Regions from separate parts of the Homo sapiens genome. Here all the other regions are linked to region 1. A link is a contact called in ENCODE Hi-C or POLR2A ChIA-PET data. All regions are on one chromosome and are shown on one strand. The core of a region is the stretch at or near the end of the contact, and the rest is flanking DNA. Distances in the headings are between cores, read along the strand shown. Region 1 overlaps SMYD3 (SET and MYND domain containing 3). Region 2 has its middle 9.4 kb from the start of MIR3916. Region 3 holds the start of ADSS2 (adenylosuccinate synthase 2).

Region 1 (4,092 bases), core at 1,037-3,536:
TACAAAGTAGGATAAAATGTAGCTTCTTCTTTCTAGGAATAACCCTAGTAGTAAAAGAAACAGACAAGTAAATCAGCAATGATGGTTCAGTGGGGTAAGTGGTATTGTTAGGGGTATGTACTTTGCTACGGAGGAGGAGAACCTAAATCAGACTGGAGAATGAGGAAAAGCTTCCTGAAGGAGGCAACCCTTGAGCTAAGTTTTGGAGTAGGAGATAGATGAAGCAAGAGAAAGGGCAGTCACACGAATGAAAGAGCCTGTGGAAAGTACATTCATCAGCACAGCACTTTAGAAAATGGTGTATGGTGTTCTGTAGGGCTGGAAAAAGGGAGATTTGTGGCCGGTGATGAGAGGAAGGGTGAGGAAAGGATGCAGAGGCCAGATTGTGAAGGGCCTTCATGGATAAGCAGTCTGCATCGTGTATGATTGTATTGTCAGAATGTTATTTTATAGCTCATTCCTCTTAAGATGCTTTCAGATTTAACTTGTCCTGCTTTGGAACATGAGGATCAGAAAAACCTGGATTCAATATCTGGCACCACTTAAGCCTCTTTGAGCCTTAGAAGCCTCGTTTGTGAAATGAGGGTGATAGTAGCTTCTCCCAACTTTCGTGGTAAAAAAAGAATCTAGACAGGCACCTCATAAAGTGCTGGGCTCATTGCAGATAGAAAACCCGCTTGTTTCTCCCCCCCGCTTTTTTTTTCTCAAAGTCTCTGAATAATTACATTCAGCGTCCCTACCTTGTCTGCTAGGAGTTCTAACATTAGATTAACATTTTCTTGCAAGAATTCTGTCATTTTTTAAACCTAACCACACAATTCTACATTTTGGAGTGAAGGTAAGCCCAAAGTAAAGGTTTCCCTTATTACTTTTTATGGCTTGATAGAGAAAATAATGAGGAAGGTAAGTTATGACTTTTCCACATATCCTGTTTTACCAGGCCAAGAGTTAGATGATGAGGATACTCAGAAGGCAAAGAAAGTAGACAAAAGGTCAGGGAAGCTATTTAATTTGGTTGACGTATATGGAGGAAACAGTACTGATATGACAGATACGTTTTGTTTGAAAAAGCATTTTGTGCCTACTCAAGTATAGACACAATATATCCTGAGCAGCGAGTGGGCATGAATCCAAGCGGGTGTAAGAAATACAGCAACGCTAGGGAAGATTCAGAAAAGAAAGAGTTGAGTTATTTTAGTGAAATGATAGCTCAAGTTAGAGAAGTGCATGCTGAGAGAAACGTTGACGTTAAAGAGTAAGGACTGGCCACATTTTAATTTCCTCTAAGGATCTTTTCTAAGAGAGGAGAAAGAAATGTTACAGTGGAAGTGAGTGTAGTAGGTGATGGGAAAGGGAAAGGGGGAAGATTGAATATTGAAAACAGGAATGAAGGAAAGGGTGACATGTCAGCTTTATTTTTACTTCTATTGTGTGTCAAAGCGATGGTCTTTCTTTTTTTAGCTAGTCAGGTCTAAACTGTAATAAAATGAAGTCAGAGTGAGATGAACCGAATAATACTCAATTTCATGGAAAATCTTATCTGTAGTTGGCAGTCGTCTCTTTACTTTTGGATTTAATTCCTTTTCATCATTTTCTGTATCAGTTCTTTTGAGAGTAGTTGGCTGGTGCTGCAGATGAATACATGCCTATTGGTGGTTTGGTATAATTTGTCTTACATTGCATCTTCACTGGCAGTGTTAGCCTGATGATTCGTTTCTAGTTTAGCAAAATGAGAATTAGTTTAATAAGATGTTGAGATGGTGATCAGTTTTCCAGGGGTTTGGTTCTGCTCAAGAGCTGGCATCCAATATGCCAAAAAGGCAATAAGCAGGGTGGATCAACTGCCTTAAGATGGGTATGCAATGTTCAAACCAAAGGATGGCATAGTGAGAGACAAATCATTGCTCCAACAGAATGGAAGAAGTTGCTGGAAGATGACTTCGCTGGCAGGCAAGGAAGGAAATCAAGAAGTCAGTTTTTACCACCATCACTAAACCCTTCCCAGAGTACCGAAGCAGGCTCATACCCAGGGGAGTAGGGGAGTAGTACAGGAGGAGGAGGAGAAGTAGAAGGAGGGAGACAAAGACAGGGAGAGGGAATTAGCTGAGGCTGGGGAGACAGAGAGTCACAAGAGAAGAAAGGAATTCTTGTGAACTACAGTGGTTTGTAGGACTCAAAAGTAAGCAGGTGGAATTAACCTCATAAAAAATAATGCTCTGCCTGCCTCGCTAGGGGTAGGCACCCAACACGTCACACGTCCTGTTTTGCTCCCTCACTTGTGTCAGCTCAGATTATTTCCTGCCTGTCCACTGCTAGCCTTTTGTGGCTGAATATCAGATCTTGACTGAGCATCTGAGCATGTGCTGGCCTCTATGGATGAGGAAGCCACAATGAATCAGACATAACTTTTCTTCTCAAATTCGTTTATCTTAAAAAGCATTTATTGTAGAGAGTATACTATGTGCCATATACATTAGTAGGTGCTAGTATAGAAAATACCAAGAGGCTGAATACTGTGGCTCACGCCTATAATCCCAACACTTTGGGAGGCCCAGGCAGGAGGATTGCTTGATCCCAGGAGTTTGAGACCAGCCTGGGCAACAAAATGAGACCCCATCTCTGAAAAATGAAAAAATAGAAAATAATGTTATCTATTTGTATAACCTAGTAATGAACATAGGGTCATTTGTAATTTTTTGCATTTACAAACAGTGTTCCTATGGAAATTCTCTTCATAAGCGCCTCCTAGAAGACACATCAAGAGGTCTGTCAGCTATAAACTATAGCAACATGCATCAACATAAATGAATCTTAGGATATAATGTTGAGCCAAAAAAAAAAAAAACCCAAAACAAATTGCAAAATCATCAATGCAGTATGATTCCATCTGTAAGTAGCCAAAAGTATGCAAAGCTAAACATACAATATGTTGCTTAGTGCCTCCTTATCCATGGGGGATACATTCCAGTACCCCAGAGGGTGCCTGACACCATGGATAGTACTGAACCTCATGTATACTGTTTTTTCTTATGTATACATACTTACAATAAAGTTTAATTTATAACTTAGGCACAGTAGATTAACAACAATAATACTAAAATAGAACAATTATAACAATATACTGTACTATCTATACTCAGGTATCAGGTAAATCTATTTGGATGTAGGAAAGTTTCTTGAAGGAGGTGACATTTAAGCCGGATCCTAAAGGATGAATAAAATTATGAGCGATCGCAGTAGTGAAAAAGATATTTTTAAAAGAGGAAACTATGAATAAAGATATAAAAGCTATGACCTGGCAATCATATGCCAAAAAAAAAGAAAAGACATAAAACCACATGGGCGGCCAGGCGCGGTGGCTCATGCCGGTAATCCCAGCACTCTGGGACGCCAAGGCAGGAGATCGAGACCATCCTGGCTAATGCGGTGAAACCCCGTCTCTACTAAAAAATACAAAAAAAAATTAGCCAGGTATGGCGGCGGGCACCTGTAGTCCCAGCTACTCAGGAGGCTGAGGCAGGAGAATGGCGTGAACCCGGGAGGCGGAACTTGCAGTGAGCTGAGATCGCGCCACTGCAGTCCAGCCTGGGCGACAGAGCGAGACTCAAACAAAAACAAAAACAAAACACCACATGGGCCCACAACCTGACTTGGGAATGACAGAGAAGCCAGGATAACTGAAATACGTGTTGGGTGCAGGGAAACACAGGATGGGAGTAGATTATAGGGGGCGTTTGATGTCACACGAGAGAATTTTGTCTTTATTCTGCAACTACTGGGTAGATCTCCTGTTTCTCTTTTGTAAAATCAAATCTGTTTTTAAAAAAGATTTATCTGATGACAATTTAAAGAATGGTTTGGAAAAAGACAGGGACCAGAGAGATTGACTTGGAAAGTTGCAAGTAAGAGATAATGAATACAGGAGACAAATACCTGCAGTGGAAACGGGAAGAAAGGGCTGAATGTGAGAGTGGCACAGAGATATGATTTGATTAGCACATGAATTTGGAATAAACTACCACTGTTTTAAAATTTAATTTGCGACAGTCTTGCTGTGTCACCAAGGCTGGACAGTGGCTGCAGTGGTGCTAT
Region 2 (4,538 bases), core at 2,002-4,501, 1.3 Mb before region 1:
CAGTCAACTATTCTTTGACAAAGGAGTAAAGGAAATTTCATGAAAATGGTTTTTTTCAAGAAATATTGCTTGACACCTACACATCTATATGCAAAGAAATAAATGAGACAAAGACCTTGCAATTTTCACAAAGGTAGTTCAAAATGAATCAAAAACTTAAATGTGAAATGTAAAATCTGAAACTTCTAGGAGATAAGACAACAGAAACTAGGACACCTTGGGTTTGACAACAAGGTTTCAGATGCAACACCAAAAGCATGAGTCATAAATGACAAAATTGATGAATTGGACTTTAATCTTGTTTTGCAAAAGATACTGTTAAGACAATGAAAAGACAAGCTGCTGAATGAAACGAAATAATTGCAAAAGACATAGCTGATAAAGAACTGTTAGTGAAAATATATAAAGAAGTCTGAACAACCCAGATGCCAGTCACAAGCCCTGTGGGACCATCTACACTTCTGAGCTACTGCCTATAAATTGGCCCTGTTAAAAATCTAAGGAAAACTTTAAGACATACTCAGATATTTTGCTAAATTGCAGCAGGAGAAAATGTCTTATCAGCAGACCTATCTTTATGTCACTTGCTTTCAGAATAAGAGGCTATTTCAGGCACAGCAGTTTTAGTCTGTGTTAAAATCATAAGCAGCCTAAAAATACCCAAAAATGATGAAAAGAATTTGCAGATATATGGAATACATTTTATGTTTTCAAAGTCTCCTATGATGAAAAATAAATAATGTGTTGTTTGGCTTTGATTTCCTAAACTCATTCCTCAGCTATTTTCCTAAATATTCCATATCCTTCCAACATGCTTCTGCAGTTTCTTGAGGGATGTTATGCCAATGATAAACAGTACCATATGGGCACAAATATCAAAAGAATTCTGCTTCAACAGCAGAAGTATAACTCTCCAGAACCTTGAAGACCCAGGGCAGTTGCATGAGTAGTATGGTCTATGGAGGTACACAGGCTTTGGAGTTACAGTTGATTCTGTATCCCAATCCAGCTGCTTAGTAGCTGTGGGGTTTTGGAAGTTTCTTGACTAGGAACACTTATATAAACCTCATCTGCAAGAAAAGGCATAATGATACTGATTGCAAATATTCTTCATTCCTCCCTGTATACATGTCCTTTGCAAAGTGCTTTTATAGCTGCTCCCTTCAAGAGGCAAAATCTGTATTTCAAAATGTTTAGAGTCTTATTTGCTCTGGTCAACAGAAAACTGAACATATAACAGTGTGCTAGTCTGGGACCTAGGTTCAAAACTTGAGTGCTTTTGTTTTTCTTTCAGAATCCTGTTATCTCTATGATAATAAGCACACATTAACTTGCTGGGGAACGAGATACCACACGGAGAAGAACGAAGGTGCCCCAGTTGACAGGCAACTCACCCCTAGAAACAGCTGCAATCAGCATCTGCCCACACATGTCTGAAGGATCCCAGCTGAGACCAAAAGAATTGCCCAGCTGAGTTTAGCTTAAATTGCTGACCAGCCGAATCATGAGCTAGTAAGTTTCGGTGGTTTGTTATGCATCACTAACTAACTAACACACACACCCATTACAGACAGGATGTCAGAATTCAATGAGAGACTGATTACTAGTTACCTGCAAACAGTAGGCACCCTATAGGTATTGATTTTCTTTTCCCTTTATTTAAATTTGGATCTCTTGTTAGACGGTGGTGAGTTATGTAGAGATACATGTAGATGTGTACACGTGATTGGTGCATAAACTCACCCAGTCTCCCACACCATAGGAGGAAAAAGACAACCAATAGCCTGTTTATTAGCGCCAAGGCCAAATACCAATATCAGAAGTTTGTTTAATCTATTTTCTGTATATCTAAACTTTGGAAGTCAAAGCTGTGGAAGACCTGAAGACTGGGGATTAGGTCCTCCTGGGGGCTCCATTGTTCTTTTTTTGACTGTCTGATTTTTGGGAGGAAGATGGACAGCAGGCGGGGCAGCAATGGTCTACCTGTGGACACTCTCTTTTTGCAGCCCTTGCTCTCTCTAGGGCCCTGTCCCTTCAGCCTTTGGCCTGGGGAGAGACGTTGATAAGGAGGACCGATCTTTCACTGCTGGAAGGAAATGAGGGTTCAGACCGTTCACCTCCCTCAGAGCTGCACGGCAGTGTGACAGCCACTGGCCATGTGTGAGTACTGAGGGCCTGGAATGTGGCTGAACAGAGACGTGCTGGGAAGGTGAAATACAGAGTGAGTTTCACAGATTGACTACCGAAAATTATATAGTTCATTAATATATTGATGAATATTGAGATATTGATCATACATTGAAATGATAATATTTTGAATATATTGGGTTAAATAAATTATTACAATCAGTTTCACCTGTTACTTTTAATGTTTAAAAGGTGGCTACTAGGAAATTTAAAATTCACACGTGGCTTACATTTTATTTCTTAAAGGATTGCCTCCCTTTTTGAAATTTCAGGCTGCCTGATCAAACTACCAGAGGCCAGAAAGGTCATAAAATCTGAAATGTTAAAATCATTGCCATTATATTGTTTTCATTTGTGAATAACATATATATATTATTTATAAATGGATATAACCTTATACAAAAGGTTAAATGAAAATGCCCCCTGGGCTGGGCCAGGCCCAGCGCAAGCAGGAAGCCCTGCATGAAAAGGCTGCAGCCAAGAACCTGTCACTTTGTCGCCCTCAGCCCAGCGTCCGATCACATCCTCCGTCACTCAGGGACTGAGGGGGCGGGGCCTGGAGCCCTATCCAATCAGGGGCGCTGACGTAGGAACCGTCCAATCGGGCGTGCAGCCGGACAGAAGGGCGCGGCTTCCGGGATCTGGCGGGGCCTTCGTCTCTCCTGCCAGCCTCAGCTGGGTCGTCTTCTGTGCTCGGCGTGCTTTGCTCGGGGAAGCTCAGGTGGCCGCCACAGCCTCTTGCCCTCTGACCTGCAGGTATCAGGAGATCCATAGCTAAGCAGCCTGGACACCCGGGAAGCTGGGAAATGGTGAGTATGTGGGCGGGGTCCCGAGGTGGGCAGGGGGCTGATGGAAACGGGCTGGAACTGGCTGTGGCGGCCCCAGGCCTCCCCACAGCTGCCTCCGGAGTCTGCAGACCCGAGACCCCGCTGGACCCGCCCGGCCCTCAGCTTCCCCTGGCCTCAGGATGTGGGCTGGGCCGCCAGCCTCACCCGGCGTCCGGTCCGCTTCTGCGCTCGACTTCCGCCCGGCGCGTCCCCTCGCTGGCAGCTGTGCGGTGGCGACGGCAGGGGCCTGGGGGAGAGCCCCGACCCAGGAGGAGCCACTGCGTGGGAGGAGCTGTGGGCTGTGGGGTCCCAGGCCCTCCTTTCTCCTGGTAAAAATGAAAAGGGAATCAAGGTTTAAACGTTAAAGAGATTATTTGAGCAAAGAGCTGTTCATCAATGCAGAGCGCCCAGTCATGGTTTGTGGGTGCTTGGAGCAAAGGCTTTTGTAAGGGGCATAAGGAAGCGAACCAAATTCAGAACTTGGTTACAGTTACAGTTGTGGAGTCGCCTTATGTGGACTGTCCAGGTGGAAATTTCCTGGTTATTTAATGAGAGGTTAATTGGAGGTTTGTGGTTGGTTCAGGCTGAAAATCGTTTCTTCCTAAGGTAGTAATTTACAAGACATGTATTTCAGTTAGATTTTTTTCCTTAGGAACCGATGGTCCTAGTGCTACTTCAGTCTAATTGATTGCTAGTTAATTATTTTAAACACTCCAGAGGGGGACTGGTTTTCCACTGCGTTTCCAAATGTGTGGCAAGCACGGTCTCACATCCACCATCCTGTCCCCCCAGCCTGTGTGTCCTTTATTGTACATTTCACACACAGTGTTTTCATCATTTTTTCACAGAGCATTGGATGGCACTTTTTTTAGACATCTGTTTTCTGTTTGTAAACATTTTATGTGAGCAGAGAAGAATCACCTGACACACTGCTTTAAAAAAAATCTTTGTGTCTCTTCTTTTATCTTCCCCAGGCACAGACACCTTATCGGAATGTCTTTGGTTTGAGGTTCTGCTTTGGAAATTTTACAAGGTCATGTGTCCTCAGCCACCCTCCAGTCTTTTTCTGTGCCTGGGTTTCATAATTGTCTGGGGGTGACCCATCTCAAGGCATGTTTAGTGAACATTAGCACGTTGTTCCTTTCCTCCCAGAGGACAGCCTCAGTGATGGAGGTGGAGCCTCTTAAGGGAGCAGATGGATGCCCTGGGGCTGAGAGGAAGCTGGTCCTACCCTTCATTTACAAAGCTAACCCCTTAGGACATGCAGATTGTCTTCACCCAACTCCAGCGTCTGTTCCTTGGGGACACATTGCTGGTCAGCCAGTTGGATGCTGATATTGAGAAGAAAAAACAGAAATGATTTCTGACATCTGGATTCTCTCAGACTTGTGAAGGGGGAAAAACTGTTCCAAAGGACAAGGAAGACCCACTGCAGTGAGGGGGCGCGAGAATCTGCAAAGTCAAGCCACTTGGGGCACCCAGTGGGGCACAGTGTGGTGGCTCCTGGGCAAGGCGGGAAGGTGG
Region 3 (4,686 bases), core at 967-3,466, 1.5 Mb after region 1:
TCTGCTGGACTTCCATCAGCAACCTCTTCTGAGATCCCTTCCACATATACAAACGCACACAAAGACGAGAGGACAGAAGGCGTTCCCAATCAGATCCCTAACCAAGAACTCCGGGAGTATCCCTTCCAAACTATCCTCCTATTCTCCTTCTGAGAAACCTCCTTGAAATCTTCCTGATTCAGGAGAAGTCTCCCAAACCTGGACTCTTCCTACTAGTTAGAAAGAGCCAAATGAGACCCCCCCAGGAGCCGAACAGACACCCTGCAATGGGGCTACAGACACCTCACCATAGGGCTACAGAACCAGTTGGGAGAAAGGAGGCGTTGGCAGCACCTAGGATACTCACCAATCCAGACACCCTGCCCTGCAATGGGGCTACAGACAGACACCCTGTGATAGGGTTACAGTTAAGGGACGTCTCCCCGGGGCTATTTCTCCATTGCAATTAAATCCATGCACACTGGGTTGGCAGCACCCCACCAGTAGAGAGAGTACCAGAGTCAGCCCCCAGTCCAAGAGAACTGGGTGGCCGCTTGGGCAGGCTTCTGGATCCATTGCTGGAGGGGGGCCACTGAACCACGAGTAGGTAGCCACAAAGGCAATGCCAGACAAGCCCCCAAATTTGTAACCGCCCAAGGGGTTCACCTTGTCCACTGCCTAGACAGAGCCAATTCATCAAGACAGGCAAATGGCAATAGAGAAAGAGTAATTCATGTAGAGCTGGCTGTGCAGGAAACCAGAGTTTTATTATTACTCAAATCAGTCTCCCATAAATGATTTTAAAAAATTGAATGGAAATGACTAGTAAGGTGTGCTTATTCAGTATCTACTATCTGCCCAACACTACCTCGGGCATTTGACTAGAAAGAAATAGATGGCATTCTTGTTTCCAAAATGTTTGTGATCTTGTAATAAGGCCAAGATAGACAACAATTATCACATAGTATTATAATTGTTTACTAATCAATAGACCAAATAATTTGAATCCTTGAGGGCTGAATTGTATCTTTATTTCTCCTATGTTATCAGTGCCCAGGACACTTAGTTAGTTAATAGCAGGTTCTCAATGTTCCTGACTTAACTCATTGACTAGAAATAAAATACTAAAGTGTACTCTAGGGACCATTAGTGAACATACAGTATGTACAGGCGATTTGGGAGACGGTACATATAATGTGATTCCATTCCCACTTTTTTTCGAAGCACCTTTTATCAGAATTAAACATCATAGTTAATTTGTGTTGGTGTCGAAAGGGCATTAGATGAACAGTAGGTATACACCAGAATCTAGTTACAAATGTAACTGAGAGACAGTGGAATCTACAGGAAGGACATGGGCTCTGGACTTAGATTATCGAAGTACCAATTCAAGCCTCACTAGGGCAAGTTACCCAGCTTTTAAATCCTGTAAAATAAGGATAATAGAGGATCACCTACCTTATATGGTTGTGGGGATTAAAAAATAAAGAAGTGCATGACGGTATCTGCATATATGTACTATATGCGACATAGGTAATCCACTCCTCCTCTCTGAGCCTTTGTTACTACTATGTAAAATGAGGATTAGGACTTTATTTGATCTATTGATTTCAGGTCTCATGTCCTTTATCTTATTGCCTTACTTTTGAATTTTGTCTTTTTTGATCCCTGTCCCCATCTCTGTTACTTCCGGACTTTTAATTTCCAATTCTACACTTACACGTTCCGATTTTATGCTGTTTGTACTGCGAAATTCCACAGTTTGTATTTTGTACACATTCATTCCTTAATAAAGACAAATCCAGACAAACCTGCAGATGGCAGACACAGTGGCCCCAGAATACACCGCCGCAGCCCAGAGCGTTGCATGCTGGGATTTGTAGTCCGACGCTCCACACGCGCTTCCGCGCCTCTCCAGTTTGAAAGCGAGAGGTAGAGCGGGTAGGCGGGGTGCTGAAGGAGAAGCGCTCTCGAAGCCCCGCCCCTGACCTTTTCCGCTCGCGAGGTTTGCACGGGAGTGGCGCGCCAGGCCGCGGAAGGGGCGTGGCCTCGGTCCGGGGTGGCGGCCGTTGCCGCCACCAGGGCCTCTTCCTGCGGGCGGTGCTGCCGAGGCCGGCCTGCGCGGGGCAGTCATGGTACCCCCTTGAGCGGGCTGTGGCGGAGAGCGGGGCGGGGACTGGCTGGAGGGTGGCGGCCCGGCGGGGCGGGGGCGGGGCCGGCCTCTGGCTCCTTCTTCCTCTGCATGTGGCTGGCGGCCGCAGAGCAGTTCAGTTCGCTCACTCCTCGCCGGCCGCCTCTCCTTCGGGCTCTCCTCGCGTCACTGGAGCCATGGCGTTCGCCGAGACCTACCCGGCGGCATCCTCCCTGCCCAACGGCGATTGCGGCCGCCCCAGGGCGCGGCCCGGAGGAAACCGGGTGACGGTGGTGCTCGGTGCGCAGTGGGGCGACGAAGGCAAAGGGAAGGTGGTGGACCTGCTGGCGCAGGACGCCGACATCGTGTGCCGCTGCCAGGTGAGGCGACGGGGCCTCTCATGGGAAGCCGGGCCCGGGAGCTCGGGCTGCCTGGCTCCTGGTGCCCGGGAACTCGGACCCAGAACCCGGATCCACTGGCCAAAATGAGGTGTCACCTTGAGGCTCTCTCCTCCTGTCCTGAGCTGCGGCTACGTGGAGAAATGGCGGGAGGTCGGGGACCCCTGACCTGGAGCGTCGGGTGAAACTTGGGGTGGCCCTGGAGGAAGAGGTGGGCTGGCGGGGAGCCTTTGAGAGATGCGCGATGCCTGGCAGTTGCAGTTTTGCGTCTGGCGAGTGGTGCTCAGCGCCGGGACTGAGGCCGGGGTGGAGGTGGGATGCGGTCCGAGTTTGAGGAGCTACCGCCCGAGGCCTGCTCCCAACTCTTCCGACTGCGGGCGGAGACCCGGCGCGACGGCAGAACCCCCCATCACCGCCCCCCCGCCCCGCCCAGGGCGGCGGAGTGGGAGTGGATTGTTTCGAAACGTCCTGAAATCAGACTCACCGATCCCCCATCTGCAGGACCGTGGCATGCAGTGCTTTGCTTCCTCTGGTCCACTTTGTTGACATCCAAACCCACCCACCTCTGGGCTTTGGACTGTTGTTTTAGGGCCCTGAGTTTCTTGTTTTTGTTTTTGTTTTTACAGTGTGCTCCATACATGAAAGTTAAGGAGAAATTACTTTTACTAGTTGGTCCCAGAGGAAGGAATCCCTTCTCTGTTCAAAAAAAGTGAGGGAAGTAAATACATGGATGTCAAATTGAGTATTTGGAAATAAATATTTGCATTGTTAAGGTGACATCGAAAGTGAACTTTCGGAAAACGAGGTGGTAATGTACTTCTAACGGGAGACACGTGGTTTTCAGTGTAACCTTTCTTCCTATTTGTCGTTTCCTTTGACGCAGCATACAGGGTAAGGCCTTTGTAAAGGCTCTCAGATAACTCTCTCCAGTTTCAAAATTCTAAGCAGATGAGCAATAACCACTTTCAAAACAAAGCATAATGTAATATTTGAAGTTAACTGCTATCTGTTTAGGTTGCAAGAATATTTGTTTTTGAACATGCATGGCATGATATGATGGTGCCATGCTGTATATGTTCTAGTAAGTTATAGGCCCCCTTGAATACCATTTTGAGCATGCAGAAACAATGAAATCACAGGTATGTTAAAAAGCTAAATGCAAATACTGCAAATATTCTCTGATTTACCTTGTTTCGTTTTGTTTTGTTTTCATTTAGAAATCCACCCTGCCCATTCTGAAATAGCTGTTGCACTAATTGCCTCTTAGGAAACTGTCACTACCACCTCTCCCTCCTTCCCTTCCAGCCTATTATTTCTCCACCCCTCTGGCAACACACTTTGTACCTTAGCAATCTTCAGGGTGTTGCCATTAAATTCCTGCCCCGCACTTTCTTAGGAAATACTCCAGAAATCCAGCCTTTACCTACCTTTTGTCTTACATTCAGATCTGGTCATGCTGTGGGGAAGACGTATCCGAATACCGAGCTTTCTTGCTGTCGACAGCGGGAGAGAGGCTGAGGCCTGTGTGTCTCCTTCACTGACATCTTGACATCTCGTTAATATGGAAATAGCTCAGGTTGAGCTACACTATGGGTTGTAAGAAGGTTTGGAGAACACAACCATTATGGTATTTATTCTAAAGGATCCTCAATTTTAATATTCTATGGAGAAATATTAGAAGTAGTTTGTAGCTTGGAGAAGGTGTTACTAATGTTACCGAGAAAGTAGTCTTGAAGTCATGGACCAACCTGATCTGATGCCCTTGGAAAGGCTAGAGAAGTGATTGAGAAGGAACTAAGTTTGGCTTTAAAATGTTAGCTGAAGATAGTGGAGAAACAAATGAGGGGCCTTGTTGGGCAGACTTCCCTCACCTGTGTATTTTTGACTTAACTACCTTCCTTATAGAATCCTTATGTTCTTTTAGTGCTTTTTAAAAGTGTATCATTAGGATTCTTTATTAGTCTTGTTAGCAAAAAATAGATGAGTAATGAATAGATTTAAGCATTATCTCTTTTGTGATTTACCTTGGTAACTTTGTATTATTTGGTTAGCCCTAGTAAGCTGGCATCTACTTAATGAAGTTCCCCTAGGTTATAAAATTGGAATGTTGAAGTTCTTAGTGAGTGTGTATAGAGAGCTGGAAAAAATCAACAGTAAGACATTGTGAGCTTGGATTGC

Evidence for each region. A loop is a pair of places that touch in the nucleus more often than their neighbours do. ChIA-PET counts read pairs that join two places held with the same protein, here RNA polymerase II (POLR2A). Pooled maps may share reads with other maps.
Region 2: a loop to region 1 is called in a pooled map, with 17 times the contacts of the local background. The contact joins two enhancer-like sites. A Hi-C loop is called at or near these places in 1 of 37 single-sample maps with no recorded cell type and 7 of 50 pooled maps. POLR2A ChIA-PET finds 5 or more read pairs at or near these places in 1 of 52 experiments (OCI-LY7).
Region 3: a map of naive thymus-derived CD4-positive, alpha-beta T cell shows a loop between it and region 1 (7-fold over the local background). The contact joins the promoter of ADSS2 here to the enhancer-like site in region 1. A Hi-C loop is called at or near these places in 2 of 168 maps with a recorded cell type or tissue (both naive thymus-derived CD4-positive, alpha-beta T cell), 1 of 37 single-sample maps with no recorded cell type and 7 of 50 pooled maps. POLR2A ChIA-PET finds 5 or more read pairs at or near these places in 1 of 52 experiments (naive thymus-derived CD4-positive, alpha-beta T cell).

What each region holds. Positions count from the first base shown.
Region 1 is chr1:245,954,630-245,958,721 of GRCh38, reverse strand. The region is part of intron 5 of SMYD3 (SET and MYND domain containing 3); the gene reads left to right. Among named protein-coding and RNA genes, the nearest start is that of SMYD3-AS1, 150 kb to the left of the region's middle. Within about 2 kb of position 2,286, at least 3 of the 41 ENCODE cell types and tissues checked have a DNase peak (open chromatin) inside an H3K27ac peak, as active enhancers do.
Region 2 is chr1:247,209,149-247,213,686 of GRCh38, reverse strand. No RefSeq gene overlaps it. Among named protein-coding and RNA genes, the nearest start is that of MIR3916, 9.4 kb to the right of the region's middle. RefSeq lists silencers at 2,629-2,888, 3,029-3,238 and an enhancer at 2,723-3,222. Within about 2 kb of position 3,251, at least 35 of the 41 ENCODE cell types and tissues checked have a DNase peak (open chromatin) inside an H3K27ac peak, as active enhancers do.
Region 3 is chr1:244,449,439-244,454,124 of GRCh38, reverse strand. It overlaps ADSS2 (adenylosuccinate synthase 2), which reads left to right and starts at 2,216. Exons shown (of 13, transcript NM_001126.5): 1 at 2,216-2,490. The coding sequence starts at 2,308. It also overlaps a transcript of CATSPERE not described here. RefSeq lists silencers at 1,827-2,316, 2,757-3,036.